Regions from separate parts of the Homo sapiens genome. Here region 2 is linked to region 1. Evidence: chromatin loops called from intact Hi-C (ENCODE). Cell type or tissue: body of pancreas. All regions are shown on one strand. Each heading gives the region's core, and the rest is flanking DNA. Links, peaks and the distances in the headings are about the cores only.

Region 1 (11,198 bases), core at 641-8,640:
CCCTTATTTATTTTTTTGAGACGTAGTCTTGCTCTGTCACCCAGGCTGGAGTGCAGAGGCGCGATCTCGGCTCACTGCAGTCTCCCCTCCCAGGTTCAAGCGATTCTTCTGCCTCAGCCTCCCAAGAAGCTGCGATTACAGGTGCCCGCCACCATGCCCAGCTGATTTTTTTGTATTTGTAGTAGAGACGGGGTTTCACCATGTTGGCCAGGCTGGTTTTGAACTCCTGACCTCAAGTGATCCGTCTGCCTTGGCCTCCCCAAGTGCTGGGATTTCAGGTGTGAGCCACCATGCCCGGCTGGACAGTGGTCACTTTTAAATCTTGAATTAGCTGATATTAAATACAAATTGAGAGGAGAATCTTCTGTTTTGGTAAATCAGAGGGACTGCATGTAATCATTGCCTGCTGTTAAAATTTGAAGTGACACAAAACAGCTGGAAGGAAACAACCTTGAAATCTTTTAGTATCCTCCAAAAGTACTATATATTAAAAATATTGCTGGCTGGGCGTGGTGGCTTACGCCTGTAATCCCAGCACTTTGGGAGGCTGAGGTGGGTGGATCAGTTGAGGCCAGGAGTTCTAGATCAGTCTGGCCAACATGGTGAAACCCCATCTCTACTACAAAAATACACACACACAAAAAAAGTTAGCCAATTGAGTTGGCTCATGCCTGTAATGCCAGCTACTCAGGAGGCTGAGGTGGGAGAATCGCTGGAACCTGGGAGGCAGAGGTTGCAGTGAGCCAAGATCGCACCACTGTATTCCAGCCTGGGTGACAGAGTGAGACCCTGTCTGAAAAAAAAAAAAAAAAATGCTGGCTGGGCATGGTGGCAGATCTGTAATCCCAGTGCTTTGGGAGGTCAGCGTGGGTGCTTTGGGAGGCCAATGTGGGAGGATTGCTTTAGGCCAGGAGTTCAAGACCAGCCTGGGCAACATAGTAAGACCTTGTCTCTTTAAAAAAAAAAAAAACTAGCTGGGTGTGGTGGTGTATACCTGTAGTCCTGGCTACTTGGGAGGCTGAAGTGGGAGGATTGTTTGAGCCCAAGAGTTTGAGGCTGCAATGAGCTATGATCACATTACTGTACTCCAGCCTGAGCAGCAGAGCCAGACCCTGTCTCAAAAAAAAAATAAAAAAATAAAATAAAAAACCTGCCAATTCTGTTCTACTCAGGAAAGGGATAGAGAAAATCAACAGATGGAGTAGTTTAGCTTACTTTATTCCTTTATAGGACAGGAAGTATATCTAGTGTTTAAGACCATAGTCAGACCTGGGGGTGAATCTCAGATAGGCTATTTACTATTTGTGTGATTTTGGAGCAAATTACTTAATCTTTCTTAAACATCAGTTCCTCATTTATAAAATAGGGATTATGAGAGTGCTTACCTCATAGCATTGTTGGGAGCATTAAATGAGACAGCATACTGTCTCTTTTATTTATGTATTTATTTTTTATTTTTTTGAGACAGAGTTTTGCTCTTTTTGCCCAGGCTGGGGTGCAATGGCGTGATCTCGGCTCACCTCAACCTCCGCCTCCCAAGTTCAAGTGATTCTCCTGCCTCAGCCTCTCGAGTAGCTGGGATTACAGGCATGTGCCACCACGCCTGGCTAATGTTTTTGTATTTTAGTAGAGACGGGGGGGTTTCTCCATATTGGTCAGGCTGATCTCAAACTTCTGACCTCAGGTCATCCGCCCACCTCAGCCTCCCAAAGTGCTGGGATTACAGGCATGAGCCACCGCGCCTGGCAGCATACTGTCTTAATAGATACTTAATACAAAAAAAAAAATTAGCCGGGCACGGTGGCGGGCGCCTGTAGTCCCAGCTACAGGCTGAGGCAGGAGAATGGCGTGAACCCAGGGGGCGGAGCTTGCAGTGAACCAAGATAGCCCCACTGCAGTCCGGCCTGGGCAAAAGAGCGAGACTGTCTCAAAAAAAAAAAAAAATAGATACTTAATAGTAGTTTTTATTATTACTTTTCTGACTGAATGACTGTGTAATATTTAAATAATTAAACGACAGAAATAAGATTCTGCCTTAGTTCTTCCTTCTTCTCAGTTTTTTTTCTTATTTCTCAGTCTGGCTAATGTTTTAACCCAAAGTTTAGGAAAATGGTTAGTTTAATCTTTTTCATGAAATGAGTTATAGTTATTAGCTTGTTATGTTTAATTCTTGTTTCCTTTCTTTGCATAAAGCTGAAACTGATGTAAATGTGGTCATGCTTCAGGAATCCCAAGTTTGTGAAAAGCGTGCCAGCCAACAATTCTGTTACACAAATGTGCTTATCCCAAAATGGCATGATATATGGACACGGATACAGGTAATAACTTGGAATCCTCTGGCAGTGGCAGCTTCTGTAAATTTCTGTTGGTGATTAGTGAGTATTTTGACACTTTCTTCCCCTTCACATGCTTAAAAAAAATGTTGTTAACAATCTTGTTAGGGTTGAGATTATCCTGAGTTGTGTTTTCATCAATAAGCATTTATGCCTACTTTGTATTCCTCTCTGCTCCCTCAAGTAGATTACGGTATTCTAAGGTAAACTTCTTTCCTCCTCCCTCCTTTTCCCAAAGAAACTGCTTTGTTTTCTTGTCCTTCATTTTGCAGTATGTGTGTGTGCACGCACACATACCCCTCTTTCTTTTTTTATTTTTATTTTTTATTTTTTGAGGCAGAGTCTCCCTCTGTCGCCCAGGCTGGAGTGCAGTGGCACCATCTTGGCTCACTGCAATCTCTGCCTCCCGGGTTCAAGCGATTCTCCTGCCTCAGCCTCCCAAGTAGCTGGGATTACAGGCATACGCCACCACACCTGACCAATTTTTTTGTATTTTTTGTAGAGATGGGGTTTCATCATGTTGGCCAGGCTGGTCTGAAACTCCTGCCCTCAGGTGATCTGCCCACCTTGGCCTCCCAAGGTGTTGGGATTATAGGCATGAGCTATCGCACCCAGCCCCCTTCTTTCTTTTTAAAGGCCTTATGCCTTCTTTGGGCTGGAAACTGTTATGTGCCTGTGAGGATGTAAACTCTTTTGCCCCACTGTTCCTATTCTGATTCTATATGAGATATTTCATAAACCCCCGAGCTGAAGAATTACTTTGGTCTCATTTATTTCATAACACTGTTAAGTCACCTGGCAAACAGGAATGTCTGGCTGTAACAGTGATTGTACAAAATAGGTCCTTTCAGAAATGTCGTAGTTGTTATAAGCATAGTTACTGATAAGGACATTTGTTGTTCACATCAAAAACATAAGGGTGGACTTGTGGATTTGTTTTTTTTTTTTGAGACGGAGTCTCGCTCAGTCACCCAGGCTGGAGTGCAGTGGCACGACCTCGGCTCCCTGCAACCTCTGCCTCTTGAGTAGCTGGGGGCCATGCCCAGCCAACTTGTGGATTTTTAAAAAAAATTCTTTAAAAAAAATGTCTGACAAGCCGGGCGCAGTGGCTCATGCCTGTAATCTCAGCACTTTGGGAGGCTGAGGCGGGCAAATCACTTGAGGTCAGGAGTTCGAGACCAGCCTGGCCAATATGGTGAAACCCCGTCTCTACTAAAAATACAAAAATTAACTGGGCATGGTGGCGCACACCCTGTAGTCCCAGCTACTCAGGAGGCTGAGGCAGAAGAATCGCTTGAATCCAGGAGGTGGCGGTTGCAGTGAGCTGAAGTCATGTCACTGCACTCCAGCTTGGGCGACAGAGCGAGACTCCATCTCAAAAAAAAAAATTATCTGATAAAAAAGTGATACTCCATCTGGGGCACATTATAACCAACATTTACTCATAATCAGTGGCTTGTGACAATGGATTGAACTCAGCCTGTCATTACGGAAAACATTTTTAGTTTTCTGGGGCAGTTTATGCCTGGCAATTTTCTTAATATTATAGACCTTTGCTTTGTGTGATCTCTAATAAATAGCTGTATTGATAACTCTTTCAGTTTGGAAGTCTTTTTTCCCTCTATGTTCTGCCCTAATAGTAGATTCAGATCATGTTAACAAGAAGGTATTCTAACAGCTGTCTCTCTGTAACATGTGCAGTGTTATTTGCCCAATTATGTTTTAGCCACTGTATTTCTATATTTCTGATAAGCTTTGTGGAAAACTGGCACCATTACTGATTTGGTTGTTAGTCTGAGGGTTTTTTAAAAAATTGTATTTGTGAAAAATTAAAATTCCTACTTCCTTTTTTCTCATCCTGATTTTATTTGTGTTACAGATCCGAGTAAATAGTTCCAGATTGGTTCGAGTCACCCAGGTGGAGAATGAGGAGAAACTGAAGGAGCTAGAGCAGTTTAGTATCTGGAACTTTTTTTCCTCCTTTTTAAAAGAGAAATTGAATGACACCTATGTTAACGTGGGTCTATACAGCACAAAAACCTGCCTCAAAGTTGAGATTATAGAGAAGGACACCAAGTACAGTGTCATTGTGATCCGGAGTAAGTCTCACCTCTGTTTTTCTGATGGATTCTGTAGTGATAAGGACTGAGTTCTGAAGGGTATAATTAGTGAGACTGAGAAGTCAGCCTAAGACAGCTCCAGTTGGGTTCTGATTATAACCCTGAGTATACCACTGCTCTAAACAGTTCATGGAGACTTCACCCCTATCAGACAGGCCTAGAATTGAAACTCCACCTCAGGAAATTCTGAGTACCTCCTTACCTGGAACTGTGAAGACTTTTATTCTTTTATTCCCAATTACATTGTGCTGCTAATGTCCCTGAGCATATATGCCAAATACTCTTAGAGTAAATCAGATAGACGTGTTCTACCTTCTGGACACTTCTAGACAAAGGTAACTGTCTGATGTGTACATGCCTACATTTAAAGACGTGAATGGTTAATAAAAATTGAAGAAAGGTAAAATTGAAAATCATTCACAAGTAAAAAGAGTATTCATGGAACCATAAATAAAGATGAAGACCACTGCAGTTTAAAACTTATTCAGTGGAACTGGGAGAAGTTTTCTCTTTTCTGAAGATGACTGAGAAAGTTTCAGGGGAGATGGATCCTGTTGAATTCTCTCTGACTTTGTTTCCCCTTGGTTACTACACAGGGTCCTGGGATGTTGTAAGTAGTAGAAATGTTTCTAGGTTTAGTATGAAATAGGTTGTGCCCTTCCATTTGTCCTAGGGTTCTTTGGTTACGTAGGGTTGGCTTGTTTTTTGACGTTCCTTCTACAGTTACTGATTCCTTCTGCTCCTGTTCTGTTTGTGGGCCTCCCGTAGAACTCTTGAATGTGAAAGCTGTGGGAGTATCTGGTATGCCACTAAGGGGCCTTTGCTAGGGCCCCCTGGTCCTGAGTGAGAGGTATTTGCGTGTAGGCTTTTCCAGCACAGTGTTCTGTAGCAAAGGGAAGTAGGTGGTATTGTTGGGCAAGAAAAGCAGCCAGTTAGAGAACAACACAAGGCCCTGACCCACAGTTCTGGGCAAATCTGCTGAGTTCCATGACTGTGAGTGACTTAAAGCTTGAAAGCCAGAGTGATAGAGACCCCTTGTGGGTGATTGCATGAATTGCTGATGGTACTGTGTCTAGCTTTGTCCAAAACGAAGCTTGAGTTTCTTTTAACCTTAGCATAGGTAGCCTAAGTAAAAGTAAGATCTTCAGGCAAATACAGGTTAGACAGAGACCTAATTATACATTGGAAGGGTGCCCAGGCTTTAGGTGAAATTTAAATGCTTTTTAGGTGGGCTGTTTGCATTTATTTTTACTGTAGCTGACCAATAGTGCCAACGTTGTCTTTTATTCTATAATACCTTAAGCAGTTTTGTTCCCTTATTAAGCAAAAATCTTTATTTATTTCAGGATTTGATCCCAAACTCTTTCTTGTTTTCCTTCTTGGACTTATGCTATTTTTTTGTGGAGACTTGCTGAGCAGGTAGGTTCCAAGGCTAGTGTGCAGAATGAAACGGCTCATACCTATCCTGCCTGCGTTTTATAGTAACTATTAAGTACTGCCATTCCCATTTCCAGGACCTTTATGGCTTGGCCGTTGCCTGCTTGGATATTTAAAAAAATACTTTAATGTGTATTATGATTTTTGTTTTTTCTTATTTGAACAATGTTGACAATAGTGAAATTCCCACATTAGGTTGGCCCATCATTAGGTTGATAGGAGTTAGCCAATACAATGAAATGGAACATCATCACCCTTTCTATTGCTAGAAGTAATGTGTTAAGGTGTCATCTTTACAGGTCCATGGGTTGATGAGTTTCATTTTGTTCAGACGTAAAGAAACAAATAGCTTCTGGGTACGGTGGCTCACGCCTGTAATCACAGCACTTTGGGAGGCCAAGGCTGGCGGATCATGAGGTCAGGAGATCGAGACCATCCTGGCTAACACGGTGAAACCCCATCTCTACTGAAAATGCAAAAAAATTAGCCAGGCGTGGTGGCGGGCGCCTGTAGTCCCAGCTACTTGTGAGGCTGAGGCAGGAGAATGGCGTGAACCCAGGAGGTGGAGCTTGCAGTGAGCCGAGATCGTGCCACTGTGCTCCAGCCTGGGCAACAGAGCAAGACTCCATCTCAAAAAAAAGGAAACAAATATCACAGCTCAGCCTGGGCAACATGGCAAAACCCTGTCTATACAAAAATTAGCTGGACGTGGTGGTATGTGCCTGTGATCCCAGTTACTCGAGAGGCTAAGGCACGAGAACCGCTTGAGCCTGGAGGCGGAGGTTGCGGTGAGCCAAGATCACACCACTGTACTTCAACCTGGGCCACAGAGGGAGACCCTGTTTAAAAAAAAAAAAAAAAATCAAGTGTTTATTCATTTTTTCCTTTAGGAACCTACTAGTTAAGACAGGTGAGACTGACATGTACAAATATGAAGAAAATATATAGGTAACTAAATAAACATTGAATGAAGGTAAAATCAACATTAAGTTTGTATACAAGTAAAAAGTATTTGTGGAGTAGTGAATGCAAGATTAACAATTGGAGTTTGAAGTTGGGCTGGAGTGGGGTTGCTGGAAGTTGTTATTTTGGTGATGCTGAGAGAAACAGGGAGGAATAACTGGTAGAAAAAATCTGGAATGGGGGGCTGGTTGTGGTGGCTCACCCCTGTAATCCTAGCACTTTGGGAGGCTGAAGGGGGAGGATAACTTGAGCCCAAGAGTTTGAGACCAGCCTAGGTAACATAGTGAGACCCTGCCTCTACAAAAAAATACAAAAATTAGCCAGGCATGGTTGTGCATGCCAGTAGTCCCAGCTACTTGGGAGTCTGAGGTAGGAGGATCACTTGAGCCCAGGAGGTTGAGGCTGCAGTGATCCGTGATTGCACCACTGCACTCCAGCCTGGGTGACAAAATAATAATATTCAGGTCGGGAGAGATGATGGGGATGTGAATAGGACATTACGTAAAGGCTGATTATTGGGAAATACATGAGGGAAGACCTTTAATCCTAATCTTCATAATCTGGCAGTAACTACATAGCATCAGTCTCTACAGTTCTCTGACCTCAAGTTTTGGGCAAATATAGTCACACATCACTTTATTGTACTTCACTTTTTTGTGGTTCACAGATAGTGCATTTCTTTCCAAATTGAAGGTTCGTGGCAACCCTGGGTCAAGCAAATCTATCACACCGTTTTCCCAACAGCATGTGCTCACTTGGGGTCTGTGTGTCACATTTTAGTAATTATAATATTTCAAACTTTTTCATATGATTATAACTGTTATGGTGATCCATAATCAGTGATCTTTGATGCTGCTGTTGCAATTATTTTGGGGCACCACATGTCCATGTAAGACAGTATATTAGTTCATTTTCTTTTTTTTTTTTTTGAGACAGAGTCTCGCTCTGTCGCCCAGGCTGGAGTGTAGTGACGCGATCTCGGCTCACTGCAAGCTCCACCTTCCGGGTTCATGCCATTCTCCTGCCTCAGCCTCCCGAGTAGCTGGGACTACAGGCACCTGCCACCACGTGCAGCTAATTTTTTGTATTTTTAGTAGAGACGGGTTTCACCGTGTTAGCCAGGATGGTCTCGATCTCCTGACCTCATGATCTGCCTGCCTCAGCCTCCCAAAGTGCTGGGATTACAGGCGTGAGCCACTGCGCCCAGCCTATTAGTTCATTTTCATACTGTTGATAAAGATACCCAAGACTGGATAATTTATAAAGAAAAAGAAGTTTAATGGACTCACAGTTCCTGGTGGCTGGGGAGGCCTCATAATCATGGCAGAATGCAAAAGGCACATCTTACATGGCAGCAGGCAAGAGAGAATGAGAACCAAGTGAAAGTGGAAACCCCTTATAAAACCATCAGATCTCATGAGACTTATTCACTACCATGAGAACAGTATGAGGGCAACTGCCCCCATGATTCAATTATCTCCCACCAGTTCCCTCCTACAACACGTGGGAATGATGGGAGCTACAATTCAAGATGAGATTTGGGTGGGGACACAGCCAAACCATATTAGACAGTGAACTTCATCGATAAATGTCATGGGTGTTCTAACAACTCAACCAATTGGTTATTCCCGTCTCCCTTCTTCTTGGGCCTCCCTATTCCCTGAGAAACAGCAATATTGAAACTAGGCCAATTAATAACCCTAGAGTAGATTGTGAGTCTTCAACTGAAAGGAAGAGTCATACATCTCTCTGATTATGCTTAGTGAGAACAGCAAAAGCCAAGACAGACCGAAAGCTAGACCTCTTGTCCTGAGCAGTTAGCCAAGTTGTGAGTGCAAAGGGAAAGTTCTTGAAGGAAATTAAAAGTGCTACTCCAGGGAACACACAAGTGATAAGAAAGTGAAACAGCCTTATTGCTGATATGGAGAGAGTTTTAGTTGGCTGTTGAGAAGATTAAACCAGATACAACTCTTTTTTTGTTTGTTTGTTTGTTTTTTTGAGACAGAGTCTTGCTCTCTTGCCCAGGCTGGAGTGCAGTGGCGTGATCTCGGCTCACTGCAAGCTCCGCCTCCCAGGTTCATGCCATTCTCCTGCCTCAGCCTCCCTAGTAGCTGGGACTATAGGCGCCTGCCACCACACCCAGCTAATTTTTTTGTATTTTTAGTAGAGACAGGGTTTCACCGTGTTAACCAGGATGGTCTCGATCTCCGGACCTCGTGATCCTCCCATCTCAGCCTCCCAAAGTGCTGGGATTACAGGCTTGAGCCACCATGCCCGGCCAGATACAACTTTTTTAAAGCTAAAGGCTGATCCAGAGCAAGACCCTAACTGTCTTCAATTCTGTGAAGGGTGAGAGGTGAGGAAGCCTCAGAAGAAAAGTTTACAGCTAGTGAAGGTTCTTGGTTCATGAGATTTAAGGAAAGAAGCTGTCTTATTACATAAGTGCAAGGTAGGCTAGGCGTGGTGGCTCAGGCCTGTAGTCCCAGCACTTTGGGAGGCTGAGGCGGGCAGATCACTTGAGCCCAGGGAGTTCGAGACCAGCCTGAGCAACATGGTGAAACCCTGCCTTTACAAAAAATACAAAAAAGTCATGGTACCAGCTACTCGGGAGGCTGAGGTGGGAGAATCACCTGGGCCCAGTAGATCAAGGCTGCAGTGAGCCATGATGACGCCATCGCACCCCAGCTTGGGCAACAGAGTGAGACTTTGTCTCAAAAAAAAAAAAAAAAAAGATGAACCAAGCACTGATATAGAAGCTGTAGCAAGTTATTCAGAAGATCTAGCTAACATCATTGTTGAAAGTGGCTACAATTAAAGAGCTCCTCAGTGTAGACAAAATAGCCTTATACTAGAAGAAGATGCCATTGAGGACTTTGATAGCGAGAGAGAAGTCAGTGCCTAGCTTCAAAGGAGGGGTGATCCTCTTGTTAAGGGTTAATGCTGTTGGAGGATTGACTCCAGTTTTGAAAGAAGTTGTGGTAAAATGCTATCAGACAGTATTGCATGCTTTAGAGAAATCTTCATTGAAAGGATGAGTCAATGCAGCAAACTTCATTATATTTTAAGAAATTGCCACAGCCACTCCAGCCTTCAGAAACCACTGCCTTCATCAGTCAACAGCCATCAACATGGAAGTGAGACCCTCCACCAGCAAAAAAAATGATGACTCACTGAAGGCGTAGATGATCTTTAGCAGGTTTTAGCAAAGTATTTTTAATTAAGGAATATATATTTTTAAGACATAATGCTGTTGTACACTTAATATACTATAATATAGTGTAAACAATTTTTATATGCAGTGGGAAACCAAAAAATTTGTGTGACTTACTTACTGCAATTGCAATATTTGGTTTATTGCAGTGGTCTGGAACCAAATTTGAAATGTCTCTGATGCTTGTACTGCTCTAATCTTGTACCTTTTAAAATCTTTCGGCTGGGTTAGTTGTCCTAGTTTCAACAGTGCTATGTATGAAATATATACATATGGTCATGAAATACATTTTTTTCCTGCAGAAGTCAAATTTTCTACTACTCTACTGGGATGACTGTGGGAATTGTGGCCTCTCTGCTAATCATCATTTTTATACTATCTAAGTTTATGCCTAAGGTAAGTATCAGAATCTTCATGTGCAGCTAGAATGAATTTGGATAGCTGAAGGACTGTTTTCCTGGGTAATCTTAGAAAACTGAAAATGTGTATTGATGGCTGATGAGTCAATATCCTACTCTCCTTGATTCAGAAAGGTACTTTCCACGATGAAACTTGGAGCCTGATTACAAATTCTTTCTTTTTATATAAAATCCTGTGCTCAGAGGGGGATTAAAGTCTGCTTCCTGTTTTTTAATTATATAGCCAGGCTTTTAAGTTATTTAGCATTTCATCTTCCCAGTGTTCGTTGCAGACTGTACCATTTTAAGTATAAAGGACATCTTTTTAAGAGAAGTGTTTTTTGTGCATTTTGAGTAGGTTGAATTTTTTAAAAAAAAAATCATAGTTCCATTTTGCTTCTTTTATGTATGGAAAGCCTGTTGTAACTTTTTGCTTTCACTTCTACTCTCTGTCTTAGAAAAGTCCCATTTACGTCATCCTGGTGGGAGGCTGGTCTTTTTCTCTGTACCTCATTCAACTAGTTTTTAAAAATTTACAAGAGATCTGGAGGTGTTACTGGCAGTATCTTTTAAGTAAGTGTTGTCGGTTTTGCTTTCCTTTTGTACGTTTATAGGCTGTTTCAGTTAATTTGATCATGAAAAGATTTTGCCTGCTTATGGGATTTAATAGTTCATGTCATTTTTTTAAACTTTTAAAAATCATAGTTTTTCACTTATTTCTAATCCCTCTACAATT
Region 2 (12,156 bases), core at 2-8,001, 120 kb before region 1:
GGCCGCAGGTCGGGTACTCTGGGGGAGGAATGGACCTGTGAGGCTGATGCCCTGGCCCGGCAGAGGGCAGGGCCTCCTCCCACCACCGCCGAAGGCTCACCACACTCGGGGGACTCATCAGAGCCATCTGCACAGTCACGGTCGTGGTCACACACGAAGTGCTTGGGGATGCACTGGCGGTTCTGGCACATGAACTCACGGTCGTCACAAGTGCTGTTGTACACTGTGGACAGAGGTGGACACAGCCCTTCAGCCCTGCCTGGCCAGCGGCCGACCGTCCCTCACTCTAACCTCCTGTGGTTCTCCTGGTAGAGTGGGCAGGGCACTGGATGAGGAGTCTGGACACCTGGGCTACAGCTATGGCTCCGCCCCCAGTGGACCCCGCTGAGGCATTTCCTCTCCTGCACCCCGGCTTCCCCATCTGCAAAGTGAGACTGTGGCCATTTGCTGTCCACCCGCTCCACGTGGCCCCGCCACTCACAGCAACCAGCTGCGATGCTCTCGTCTGCACCATCAGCACAGTCTTTGTCACCGTCACAGAGCCAGCGCTCGGGGACGCACACGTGGGTGCCAGGGCAGGAGAAGGAGGAGGGGCCGCACGTCTTGCCTTCTGTAGGGGGAGAGAGGGCCACTGAGAGACTTAGGAGCGGGTAGATCAGGTCTAGCAGTGGAGGTGATGGTTCGCCGTCGTCTGCAGGGGTGTCTGTGTGTGGGGTGGAGTTGGGTGGGGTCTGTCCCTCCCTGGGGCACCTCCCCCGGCCCAATCCCAGCTTCCTTACCACAGTGAGCAGCCTCGTCTGAGCCATCCCCACAGTCATCGCTGCCGTCACACAGCCACTGCTTGGAGATGCAGCGATGGTTCTGGCACTCAAACTGGGCCTCTGAGCAGAACTTGTCTGGGGCAGTCAGAAGCCACAGTTAGATGGGGAAGGGTGGGGGTCACCCACCTGGGGAGGCTGATGCCATGGGAAGGACAGGAGAGATGCCCACAGCACCCCTCTGTGGGGGGGCTCAGCAGCAGCTAGAGGCAGAGTCTCTGAGTCTGACCTCAAGAGTTGGGGTGTGGGGCAGGGGGTTGAAGGCTCTGGATGCCCTTTTCCAAGGGGGCATTTGCTGGGGGGGACTAAGAAGTGGGGCCCAGCAGGCTCTTGGAGCACTGAGTGGGTGCAGTGGTCACTCACTGCAGTGGGTCTCGTCCTCGCCATGTTCACAGTCATCCTCTTTGTCACACGTCCAGCTCATGGGGATGCAGCGCCCACTAGGGCAGGCGAAGTAATTCAGAGGGCATCTGGGGCGTTTCACACCTGGGGGGCGAGGCAGGTGTGAGGGCCCTGCTCACCGCAGGCCACCACCCACCACACACCTGCCCCCGCCCACCTGGGCAGTCGCGCTCATCACTGTAGTCCCCACAGTCATTGGCGCCATCACACACCCAGCTGGGTGCGTAGCAGAGTGAGGTCCGCTCGCAGGGCTGGAAGAGCACGCCCTTCACGCCCAGGCGGAAGTAGCTGCTGCAGTCGGTGGCACCTGGTGGGGGCAGGGGTGAGGGTGATACCTGGTTCCCCCTGGATCACCCCCGACTGGGGCAGCTGCCAGCCCTATGGAGCCTTCATGTGTTTCCAAAAGTTGAACGGTGCCCTTCTGGTGGGGCACTGTCTGCACCATCTGCTCACTGCCCCCTCTCGGAACCCCACGAGAGCCCAGGAGCAGGAGCGGGATGGGGACAGGGCCTCAGGGAGATGGAGGCTGTCAGCGGGGATGAGGGAAGGCAGAGAGGAATGTGGGCAGGTGCAGGAGGGCCTGAAGGCGGGAGATGCAGTGAGCGATGGGGAGGAGCCCAGGAGGTGCCAGCAAAGGGCGTCACTCACTGCAGTTCATCTCATCTGAGGCGTCCTCACAATCCACAAACTGGTTGCAGCGGCTGGAGTTCCCGATGCAGGTCCCGTCCCGGCAGCGGAACTCGCCCACACCACAGGCTGTCTCTAGAACAGTGCCCGCCCCGTATCGTCAGGCCAGAGTTTTCTCTGTGGGGGCCAGAAGGACGCAGGACAGAGCTCCTGGCCCACAGCACCTGCCCTGGCCTGTCACAGAGTGCCTTGAACCAGACACCACGGGGCCCAGGGACAAAGCTTGGCCAGGGAGGGGTGGGGCAGGAACTGAGGTACAGATGGGTTATGCCAGTGCGCCTCACTCACTGTTGCAAGGGATCTCGTCAGAGCCATCCCCACAGTCGTCGGCCCCGTTGCACCACAGCATGTTGGACACACAGCGCCCATTGCTGCACTGCCGGAAAGTCTTCTTGCAGCGGCGGGAGTCTGCAAATGGAGGAGTAGGCTGCGTGTCAGCCACAGGCACAGGGAAAGGGCTGCCTCCCTGAGACGTCATGCACGTGTCCAGCTGGCCACCCCCAAACCCAAAGGCCCAGTCCAGGCTAACAGTGGTTCTGCCCTTCATGAGCTCCCAAAACTCATGGTCAGGAAGCTGGGTCCTGATCCTGCTCCATCCTGCAGGGGCCTGGGGGAGGAGGACCTGGGCTCTGGGCCTGGAAGAGGCAGGGGCTGCAGGGGGCTCCTTACTGCAGTAGGATGGCTTCTCATCGGACTTGTCCTTGCAGTGGGGGACGCCGTCGCAGGTCAGGCTGAAGTTGATGCACTCGCCATTGGCACACTCAAACTCATCTTGTGCTCGGCAAGAGGAATTCACCGCTGGGGAGGGAGGTGGAGGGAGCTTTCTGAGCCAGCGCTGTGGGCCCCAGTGCCCACGCCTCCTCCCCCGGGGAGCTGAGGTCATCATCAGCGTCTTCTTGGCAAAAGGCTTTGGGGGGCTGGGCTGGAGCATGTAGGGGAGATGGTCACCATCCCTGGTGTGTGCTTGGGTTCCCCGCCAGCCCCTCCCCCCCGCCTCTCTCACCTCGGCAGGTGAGGTCATCCTGGAGGATTCGGCCCCCTCGGCATGAGCAGTTGACATGGCCCTGGTGAGTGAGCAGACACAGGTCCTGGCAGCCACCGTTGTTGATTCGGCATGGAGAGAGTTCACCTGAGCAGGGACAGGGTGGGCGCAGGGCTGGAGAGTGTTCTCTGCTGTGCATGCACCCAGAGTGCACCCACCCATTCACTGACTTCATGGAGCTCCCAAGCCTCTGCTCAGTCACGGCAGGCACAGCGGCTTGCAGCCAGTGGGGAGGGCATGGGGATGGCTGCTGTGGGAGGGCCAGGTGCATGGGGTTTTCGGCAGGTGTGCCGTTGAGGATGTGTGTGCTTTTAGGCAGGGCACCGTGGGCTTTGAGGAGTGTTTCTGAGAGATTCGAGTCTGAGGGCCCTGAGATCACGGGTGCAGTAGTGAGCCCCAGGGCGCATGGGAGACACCTGGGAAAGCTGCAGGTCTGTGGTGGGGGGCGCTGGGGCATGTACTCGTGCCCACTGAGGGCACGTGCACCCAGGCTCTCGGCTGTCTGTGTGGCTCCAAGTGAGGAGAGTGACCAGGGTGAGGGTAGGGGCACCGAGGGCATGGATGAGCCCTGAGGGGCGGGTGTGACATGAATGTGTGTGTGCAACGTGGAGGAGATGCCAGGCGTGTGCAGAGTCCATCTGTGTGCGTAGATGCCTTGGTGGGAAGGGGTACAGGAGCACTGGGGGTTTTGCGGTTCCAAAGGTGTGTACAGCTGTGTGTGTCTGTGTAATGGAGGCCCAGGGAGAGCAGGACCAGGCAAGTGTGTGTGGGGTGTGGTGTGTGGGGTGTGGGGTGTTTATAGTATGTCTGTGAGATGTGTGTGTGTGTGTGTGGCATGTTTGTGGTACGTGTGGTGTGTGGTGTGTGTGTGTGCTGTGTGGTGTGTGTGTGATGTGTGTTGTGGGTGGTAGGTGTGTGGCATGTGTATGTGTGTCCTATGTGTGGTGTGTATGTGTCATGTGTGGTGTGTGTATGTGGTGTGTGTATGTGGTGTGTGTGTGGTATGTGTAGTGTGTGTGGTGGTGTGTGTATGTGGTATGTGTGGGGTGTGTGTGGTATGTGTGGTGTGTATGTGGTGTGTGGTGTGTGTGTGGTATGTGTGTGGTGTGGTATATGTGGGGTGTGCATGTGATATGTGTGGTGTGTGTATGTGGGGTGTGTATGTGTGTGTATGTGTTGGGGGTGTATGTGTATGTGGTGTGTGGGGGGTGTGTATGGTGTGGTGTGTATGTGTTGAGTGTGTGGGAGGGGTGTGGTGTGTGTATGTGGTGTGGTGTGTGTAGTGTAGTATGTGTGGGATGTGTGTGTGTGGTATGTGTAGGGTGCGTGTGGTATGTGCGATGTGTGTGTGGGGTGTGTGTTTGTATGTCCATGCACGACAGGCAGGAGGGTGAGGCAGCTGGCGGCAGCCCCACTCACAGCTGTTGGTGTCGTTGGCCACGGCGATGATGCCCATGGGCTGCTGGGGGATGTCCACGCGCAGCAGCTTCATGTTGCTGCCCACGTGCTTGTTGGCCCGCTGCACTGCCCGCCGCACCCAGTCAGTCCAGAAAATGTGCTCCCCATACACGGCCAGCCCGAAGGGGTGGACAGGCTCTGACTTTAGGATCACCTGTGGAGACAGCACCATCACCGTCACAGCATCGCTCAGGCCTCTTGCCCAGTCTCCACCGGACCACAGCCTGGCCTGGCCTCTGACAGCTACAGAATGAGGGCCCGCAGAGGCATCCTGCTATCTCCCTCGTCTAGCTGATGAGGAGCAAGCTGGACAGGGTGGGGTTGACCGAGGCTGGGGCCTGGAGGCACTCACCTCCTCCCAGCTGTTCCCACCATGTCTGTGCCTGGACGGTCTTGGTTGACGGCTGACCCTGGCCCTGGCCTCCCCTCAGCCGCCCGCCAGCTCACCCACCCCGCAGACTCACATAGCGGTGGGAGCCGTCATACTCGCACCGCTCGATCTTGTCCAGGGTGGCGTCAGAGAAGTAGAGCTTCTCGGCACGGTGGTCGATGGCCAGGCCATTGGGGGTACGGATGTCCTTCTCGATAAGGGTCAGGACATTGGCTCCCGAGAGCGCCGCCCGCATGATGCTGGGATGCTGCTCATTCCAGTTGGTCCAGAACATGAGGCTGGGGGAAGAGGGTCCAGAGATCAGGAGGCAAAGCCTGAGAATCCACAACAGAGGGCACAGGCCAGGACGCGTAGGCACCTGGAACCTGGAAGCCTGCCAGGGCAAAGCCACCCCAGAGCCATAGAGGCCAGCAGTGCCCCAATGCCCAGGAAGGGCCCCACTATTGCACAGACAGTTCACACACGAGGTGGCTGAGTGTGAGGGGATGAGGGCCAAGTGTGAGATATTCACATTGCAGTATCTGGGCAGTGACCGTCTACTTGCTGAGAAGAGAGCCGGTGCAGCCAAGTGAGACAGGCCCTGGGGTTCCAGCCCTGGCTCCACCACCCACCAGCTAGGTGCCCTTAGGCAACTTACTCAACTGCCCTGTGCCTCAGTTTCCTCCTCTATGAGGTGGGGATGGTAGCACCACCTGCCTCGCAGGATGTGAGAGTGGAAGAAGTTAATCTCCATCTTAAGGACAGATGGCACACACTATGTGAGTATTTCCCAGGAGTTTATTCTTAACTGCTCTCTTCTGTGCAGGGAGGCTGGCTGTCTTCCAGATCATTCAGGAAGCCCTTGTGGAGCTGAGTGTGGCATGTGTCCCAGGTCCTGGGGTATGTGGGTCCTATCCTCAAGCAGCTCTCAAGAGTCCCCTTCTCCGTACTTTGAGGCCTTTGCATGTTTGGGGTTGGAGCCACCGTTCTGCCTCGTAACGGCTCCAACTTTGAATGAGCCTGTCGCCCCTCTGAGCCCTGGTTTCCTCTCAGTAAAGGAGGCAATGGGAACAGCCAGCCCCCAATTATGCCGTGCTCCTTGTGGGGTGGTGCTGAGGCTGGAGGGGGGCTGTGGAAGGCCTCAGGGCTGGTCATGCACTACCCTGGGTGTGACAGAGTGGTCCTTGGACCACCGGCATTGGATGGTGAGCCCTGGGTCCTCGGTCCCAGAGCTTGTCACTCAGCTAGGCCCAGGGCGGGGCAGGGGACTCCACATTCTCTTGCTCCTAGGCGATCCTTAGGCACAGTGGAGTCTGAGACCACCAAGCCACACAAAAGCCAGCTCCGTTCTCCAGTTCCCTAACAGGACCTGCCCCCGCCCCCACCCCAGTGCCTCTGGCCTCCTCCTACCTCTGCCCCTCACCATTCTGGCCACAGATCTGTCCTCTGGCCTGTGAACTTGTCTCCTCAGACCTCTCCAGGTCACACCCTTCTTGCCCACCCCCAGCGTCTCCAGCACCATTGAACTATCCCGCCTTCTGCTGGGCTCACGTAGGAAAATGGTGCTGCTCTGCCCCTCTGGAGACACTGGCTGCCCTGAGCCTCGGCGAGCTCGTGAGAAGCTCTGATCTTAAGGGCCTCATCCTGGAGGAGAGCAGGGGTTTGCGGTGGCTCTGGAATCGGGATGTAAGTTGGGAGGGAGGCGGCGTGTCCTTCTAGCCTCCATAAGGGAAAATGGGTATCCTGGGGCAGTGGCCAGTCATCTTCCTGGCTTGTCAGGATTGGACTTGGCCTGTCAGTCCCCACCAGGAACTCCTACACCTCAGGTGAAACTACTCACACCTGCAGTGAGAAGTGGTTTTCCTCCTGGCGTCAACAAACTCCTCCATGTGACACAACTGTGGTCTGGGTGAACCTGCTTCCCAGGAATGGGGCAGGAGGGAGAGAGAGGCTTTCCTGGGGTAGGTGCTCAGTGTCCAGGAACATGGCGGACCTTCTAACTATCCTACTGTGAGCTCTACAGGGCCATCAGTGCTCCAGTGCTGACGCGGGGAGGGCTCAGGAGGAGGCTGGGTTGTTGGAGTCTCCACTTGCCCCTGCCCTCTCCACTGGGGTCCACACTGGCTCCTTCTGATTCCCCGAAAGTGCCTGCTCCTTGTGGCCAGGGGGAGGGCCCCTCCTGCCAGCTCAGCTCTTTCTCCTGGGCACTGGGACCATGCTCCCACCCAGCCACTCCTGCCATCCTCAGACGCTGGCTAACATGCCGCCTCTTCAAGGACACGTTCCCTGACTTCCAGGTGGGGCCAGTCCTCAGCACACAGCCACGAAGCTCTTCATGACGCCCCTCGCGCTCCCCACTGGGTCCTCTGCACCTTCTTTGCCCTCAAAAGCCACTCGCTGAATGCGTGATGGAATCCCCTGGCCTCATAAGAAAGGAGCTTGGTGGGCAGCCAGGGGGTCACGTCCTCTGGGACGAGGGCCAGGCAGCCTTGCTGGACCCTCCAGGGAAGCTCCAGACTCATGAGGGACAGGCTCTGAGGCCATCCCCAGACAGGTGAGGCAGCCGAGGGTCATGGAAGGGGGGACTGGACCTTCATCATCAGCTGCAGATGTGCCAGATGACAGAGGCAGGAGGAAACAGAGGGTCCTTGAGCCAGGTTGGAGGTGACTGACATTGGGGGACTGGTGGGGGGAATCTGGGTTCGGGACACTCACGTATCTATACAGCTGCTTTGGGTTGTGTTTACTAGTTTCCTAGTAAAGCTTTTGAAAAACATTCCAAGCACTGCTGAATTGGGAAAAAAATGTTGCTAACATGTGGGCCTGGATCCCTAAGGCGAGGGGGTGGCTCACTAGAGGCCCAAACAGCCGGGATGAGGGCTGCCCCTGCGGGAGAACAGAGCAGGCTGACTGCGGGTGAACCCTCCAGGGGGAGCACCCACCCCCGGGTGCTTTCTGCCACCTGTCCTGGCTTGTGCTCCTAACTCCTCCGCACCCTGACCTCACTTCCTGGCTGGGCTCAGGCCTGCCTATGCTCTATGGCATGCAGAGGTCCCCCTCTGTCCTCCCTGCCTTGAATTTGCCTTTCTTCAGGCTTTTGCTCAAAGCACTTCCCCTGTCCGAGCTGGCCTTCCTTGTCTTTTCCAGTTCCAGGCTCTGGGCCAATCTACTGCCTTCATGACACCTGTGGTCACCCGTATACAGCCCTGTGCCAGTTACCATTACTTCCCACAAGTATGACTTCTCAACCCAGCTAGGTGGCTTGGTAGGCCCAGCCTTAGGCTTCTGTACGAAGGGTTCGACAAACATTCTTTGCCTGAAGCTTTGGATCCCAGAGCTAGAGGCCCTACCCTGTGCCTCCAACATGGTGCTCTGATGAATGAATCAATCACAAAGGCAGAGCGTCCCCCACAGTCCTGATGCTCCCTTTGGTGCAGGCAGCTGGAATCTTAGCCAGCTTGTATCACAGAAGAGGAACCTGAAGCTTAGGAAGCTTTTGCACCTCTCCCCAGATCACACAGCAGGGAAGGGTGGAGCTCAAGTGAGGGCCTGCCTCTCCTGCACCCCCGCTTGGATCTGCCTGGGGAGTTTCTGCCACCCCGAGTCCCACCTCTCCCTGCTACCCCCATCCCCAGGCAGCAGCTCACTTCTGGCACTCGTCCAAAACGAAGGCCCGTGGGTGGTCATCTCCAGACATAGTGATGACGGTCTCACGCTCGAAGGCCCCTGGGCGGGTCTGGTCCACTGTGTGGCGCGTGATGGTGGATGTCGTGTAGCTTGTCCAATAGAGAGTGTCCCAGCCACGGTGATAGGCCAGGCCTTCCACGGAGCCCACGTCTGTGAAGAGACAGGAGCAGCGATTTGTCAGGAGGGCCCAGAGGGCAGCCTGCACAGGAGCCGTGGGGGACAGCCTGGGGCAGGTGCTCTCCTGGCTGGAAGGCGAAGTGTGGGGTATGGGAGTGCAAGAGGTGCAGCAGAGAGGGCTCGGGGGCACCAGGGTCTGACTCAGTGCCCCCAACCTCTGCTGTCCTCACTCAAATGACCTGTGGTCACCTCTCAACCCTCTCCCACTGAGGGCAATCGGGCTTTCTGGTGTGTTTGCACTTTCCTGGAGCTGCAGTTCTGCTGAGCTGAGTGCAATGTAGATTTCTGTAAATCAAATCCTGCTTGGGCTGTACTGGGGAGCCCCCTACTTAAAAAGACCCTGAGCTGGATTGATTATTTTATAAAGCAGACATCTTAAACTCAGGTTAAAGAACCAAGGCACAGTGAGAGACACAGCCGAACAGCAGTGTAAGAGAAAAGACTAGAGTGTTAGTGGCTATAAGCGATGGTGGCTGCCAAAGGGCCATGCTGTGGTATGGTCTGCAGACAGCCGGAGGTGAGGGGACATCCCTTCCAGGGGTCTGGGGATTGATGTGCCAGTCTCTCCTGATCAAGCTACGAGCATGGAGTACCGAGTTTAGCTTCGGATGCTACATTTTTAGACAGACATGCAGGCTGGACTATGTGCAGCAGAAAATGTCCCAGAAAAGGCTGAAAGGACAGGTCTGTATACGTAGCACCTAGTTCGGTGCCTGGCAGGTCTTTATGGACCAGCTGAATGAATATATGAGCAAATGAATGAGTCAAGGGACCCGGTGGTAACCAGGCTGAAGAAGAGAAAATGTAGCAGGATGCAGTTTTCAAAGAGCTGAAAGGCTGTCCTGTGATGACAGCCCTGACACTGTAACTGCTCTTTCCAGAGCACACACTCCGTCCCCAGCATCACTGAGCTAAGCCTTCCTGCGCAGCAGCTCGAGGAATCCTGTCTCAGATGAGACACTCATCCACGCAGATGAGAAGGCTCAGGCTTGGCAAGAGCAGGAAACTGACCCAAGTTATTGAAAGCCCAAGTGACTGGAGCTCAGCCCCATGTCTGCAGCCTGGGTTTGTGAGCGTTGGGCTCCACAGAGACCTCTCGCTTGTTCTGTGCAGCTCTGAAGGCAGAACTAGGACCAGTGGCGGGAGGAAGTCGGGGGCTGACGCTGACTCCAAATCAGGAGTCATGTAACTGCGGGGGTGCAGTTGGATTCAGCTGAGTTGTAGCTGCTGGGATTCAGACCTAGGGTAGAGTGCCTGGCTGGGGTCTAAGAGTCTGTGCTGCTCCCCGCCCCATGTCCCACTTCCTGGGAAGACTTAGGGTCTGGGCTCACTTTCCACAATGGTGATCCTCCTGGAGCCATCGTCGTTGATCTGTTGGATGTTCCCAAAGTGGATGTCGCTGAAGAAGATGCGATTGGGGGTGCCCGGAGAGGTGCCTGCCCGGTAGTCAAAGGCCAGGGCGATGACGTTCTTCATGTGCTCAGGGTCCTCGAAGGGCTGCACGGGCGCATTGAGGTTGCGCTCATCCGACAGGTGGATACTCTTGAGAATGGTGCGCTCTGAGTAGAGCAGGTAGCCGGCATACTCGCGGCACGATGCTCCGTCTTCAGCCAGCATCCCGTGGGCACAGGCGCAGGCCCGCTGCCCACGGCCCCGGTACAGGCACAGCTGCTGGCACCCGCCATTGGCCACCGCGCACACGTTGGTGCCTGGGGGAGGGGAGGGTACAGAGGGCAGGGCCTGCCTTGGGAAAGGCTCACTGGTGCCTTTGTCATCCAGGCTTTGGCGAAAGCTCTGCCCTCTGCCTCGGTATTCCCAGCTTGAATGACCCTCCAGGGCCCAGAGTCCAATGCCAAGATCTGTCCCAGAGCACCTCAGCCTTTCCTCCCCATCCCTGGGTCTCTCGGGCCATCGGAAGTTGCCCCATGGGTCTAACTTGTCTCCCAGCCCTCTCACACTGGGTTCCCTGGGGAGCACTCTCCCAGGCCAGAGTCCCCCTCACCTCTCCACCCCAGCCCAGAGCCCCAGCCTCACCTTTCTGCCGGTCCCGGTTGAAGACTTTGATGTCTTTAAGCTGGACGCCGATGCCGGTTCGCAGGGGCACGGAGTCTGTGGCATTGTCTTTGCTCCCGCGCTTGATAGAGCCGTTGGCATGAGTCCTGAGGGAAGGACAGGGCACAAGCAGGGCATCAGTGGAGGCAGGAGGGAAGGAAGAGATCAGCTGAGGAGGCCAGGACAGAAGCCCTCACCTGTCACTCCAGTAGATGAAATCCTCAAACACAGACACTGAAAACATGTCCATGTTGTTGCTGGACAGAACCACCTCGCGGTTCTCACCTGTCTCCAGGTCGATCCGTTCAATCTTGTCTGTCCGTGCATCGCACCAGTACAGCTTCCCATCCTACAGGCCAGAGGCACCCACCTCACCTCCAGGGCTGAGCTCGCTGCCAGCCCCATGTCTGGGGCAGCAGGGAGTGCCTGGGCCAGAGTGAGGCCCTCAGTTCAGCCTCCCCTAACTCACTCCTGCCTCCTGCATACACTCCTGCCCACTGCCCTGCTGATAAGGTGACCTCCAGGCATCTCTCCACTCCCCCACTCCCCACTTCTGAGCGACCCCTGCCCATCATCTCTGTGGTAGCAGGAGTCCTACTCTGGGTGGAGGGCTGGGCTGGGAGACCCTGTGACTTCCCCTGGGCTCCAAGTCCTCCCAGAATGGGCTCATCACAGGGAACAGGAGCCTGGGTCAGGGGTCTACCATCGGATCCAAGGCCAAGTTGGCGTGCGAACCTGGTAGTCCACTGAGATGCCGTTGGGCCAGCTGATGCTGACGTTGACCAGCACCACACGCTCCGTGCCATCTAGCCGAGACCGCTCAATACGCGGATACTGACCCCACTCAGTCCAGAACAAGTACCTGTAGGGTGGGGGTGGAAGTGGGGGTCAGTCCTCAGACCCTGGAGGAGACAGGGCCTCATCAGCATGGGCCATGGGCAGAATGACAAGGCCAGTCTTTCCAGCTCCTCACCCTTTCTCCGGGTGGACGGTGATGGCCCGGGGCTTGTCTAGACCCTGGGAGATCACCACGTAGCGGAAGGAGCCATTGAGCCGGGCGACCTCGATGACATCAAAGCCCTGGTCTGTCCAGTAGATGTTGCCTAAGGAGGGAGTTGGTGGGGCTCAGGGAGGTTAGGTGAGGACAGGTGGACCTGGTGTCTCCAAGCTCCCAGGCACCCCTACAGCTCCTCTTCCTGCTCCCGCCAACTCCTCCTCTCACTTCGTCCCCCAGTCCTCTGCCACACCCCAAGCCCCACAAACCTGCCCACTGCTCACCTGCGATCCAGTCCACTGCAATGCCCTCCACACGGCCAATGCCATTGGTCACCACGTCTTCACGCCACGTCTGGTCCCGCTTGGCCCGGCTGATCGTGCTCAGGCCCATGTCCACCCAGTAGATGGTGTCATTTTCTGGAGGTGGAGGAGGTGACATGGGGATGCCCAATAAGGCAGGGGTAAGG

What was found. Hi-C counts contacts between places; a loop is a spot of excess contacts. Peaks named below come from ENCODE experiments on the same cell type or tissue, not always from the same donor. Only the 100,000 strongest peaks of a DNase experiment are listed, where the experiment ranks them.
Region 2: it touches region 1 in a loop (3-fold over the local background); 66 of 110 quality-filtered maps call a loop at or near these places.

Annotation. Positions count from the first base shown.
Region 1 is chr12:57,063,908-57,075,105 of GRCh38, reverse strand. NEMP1 (nuclear envelope integral membrane protein 1) reads left to right here. Exons shown (of 9, transcript NM_001130963.2): 2 at 2,194-2,318; 3 at 4,213-4,432; 4 at 5,800-5,872; 5 at 10,367-10,460; 6 at 10,921-11,035. Among named protein-coding and RNA genes, the nearest start is that of NEMP1, 9.3 kb to the left of the region's middle. RefSeq lists an enhancer at 5,156-5,225. In body of pancreas, for the core only: a CTCF peak has its summit at 5,492 (motif pointing left); a DNase peak (open chromatin) is centred at 5,465; H3K27ac peaks cover 549 bases.
Region 2 is chr12:57,183,725-57,195,880 of GRCh38, reverse strand. It overlaps LRP1 (LDL receptor related protein 1), which reads right to left. Exons shown (of 89, transcript NM_002332.3): 36 at 11,972-12,106; 37 at 11,667-11,796; 38 at 11,429-11,555; 39 at 10,891-11,042; 40 at 10,676-10,800; 41 at 9,973-10,350; 42 at 8,425-8,614; 43 at 4,872-5,076; 44 at 4,369-4,561; 45 at 2,911-3,036; 46 at 2,577-2,705; 47 at 2,196-2,315; 48 at 1,869-1,982; 49 at 1,378-1,527; 5 more. MIR1228 (microRNA 1228) reads right to left here and starts at 1,377; the gene lies at 1,305-1,377. RefSeq lists an enhancer at 2,822-3,321. In body of pancreas, for the core only: no CTCF peak of the experiment used is centred there; no DNase peak of the experiment used is centred there.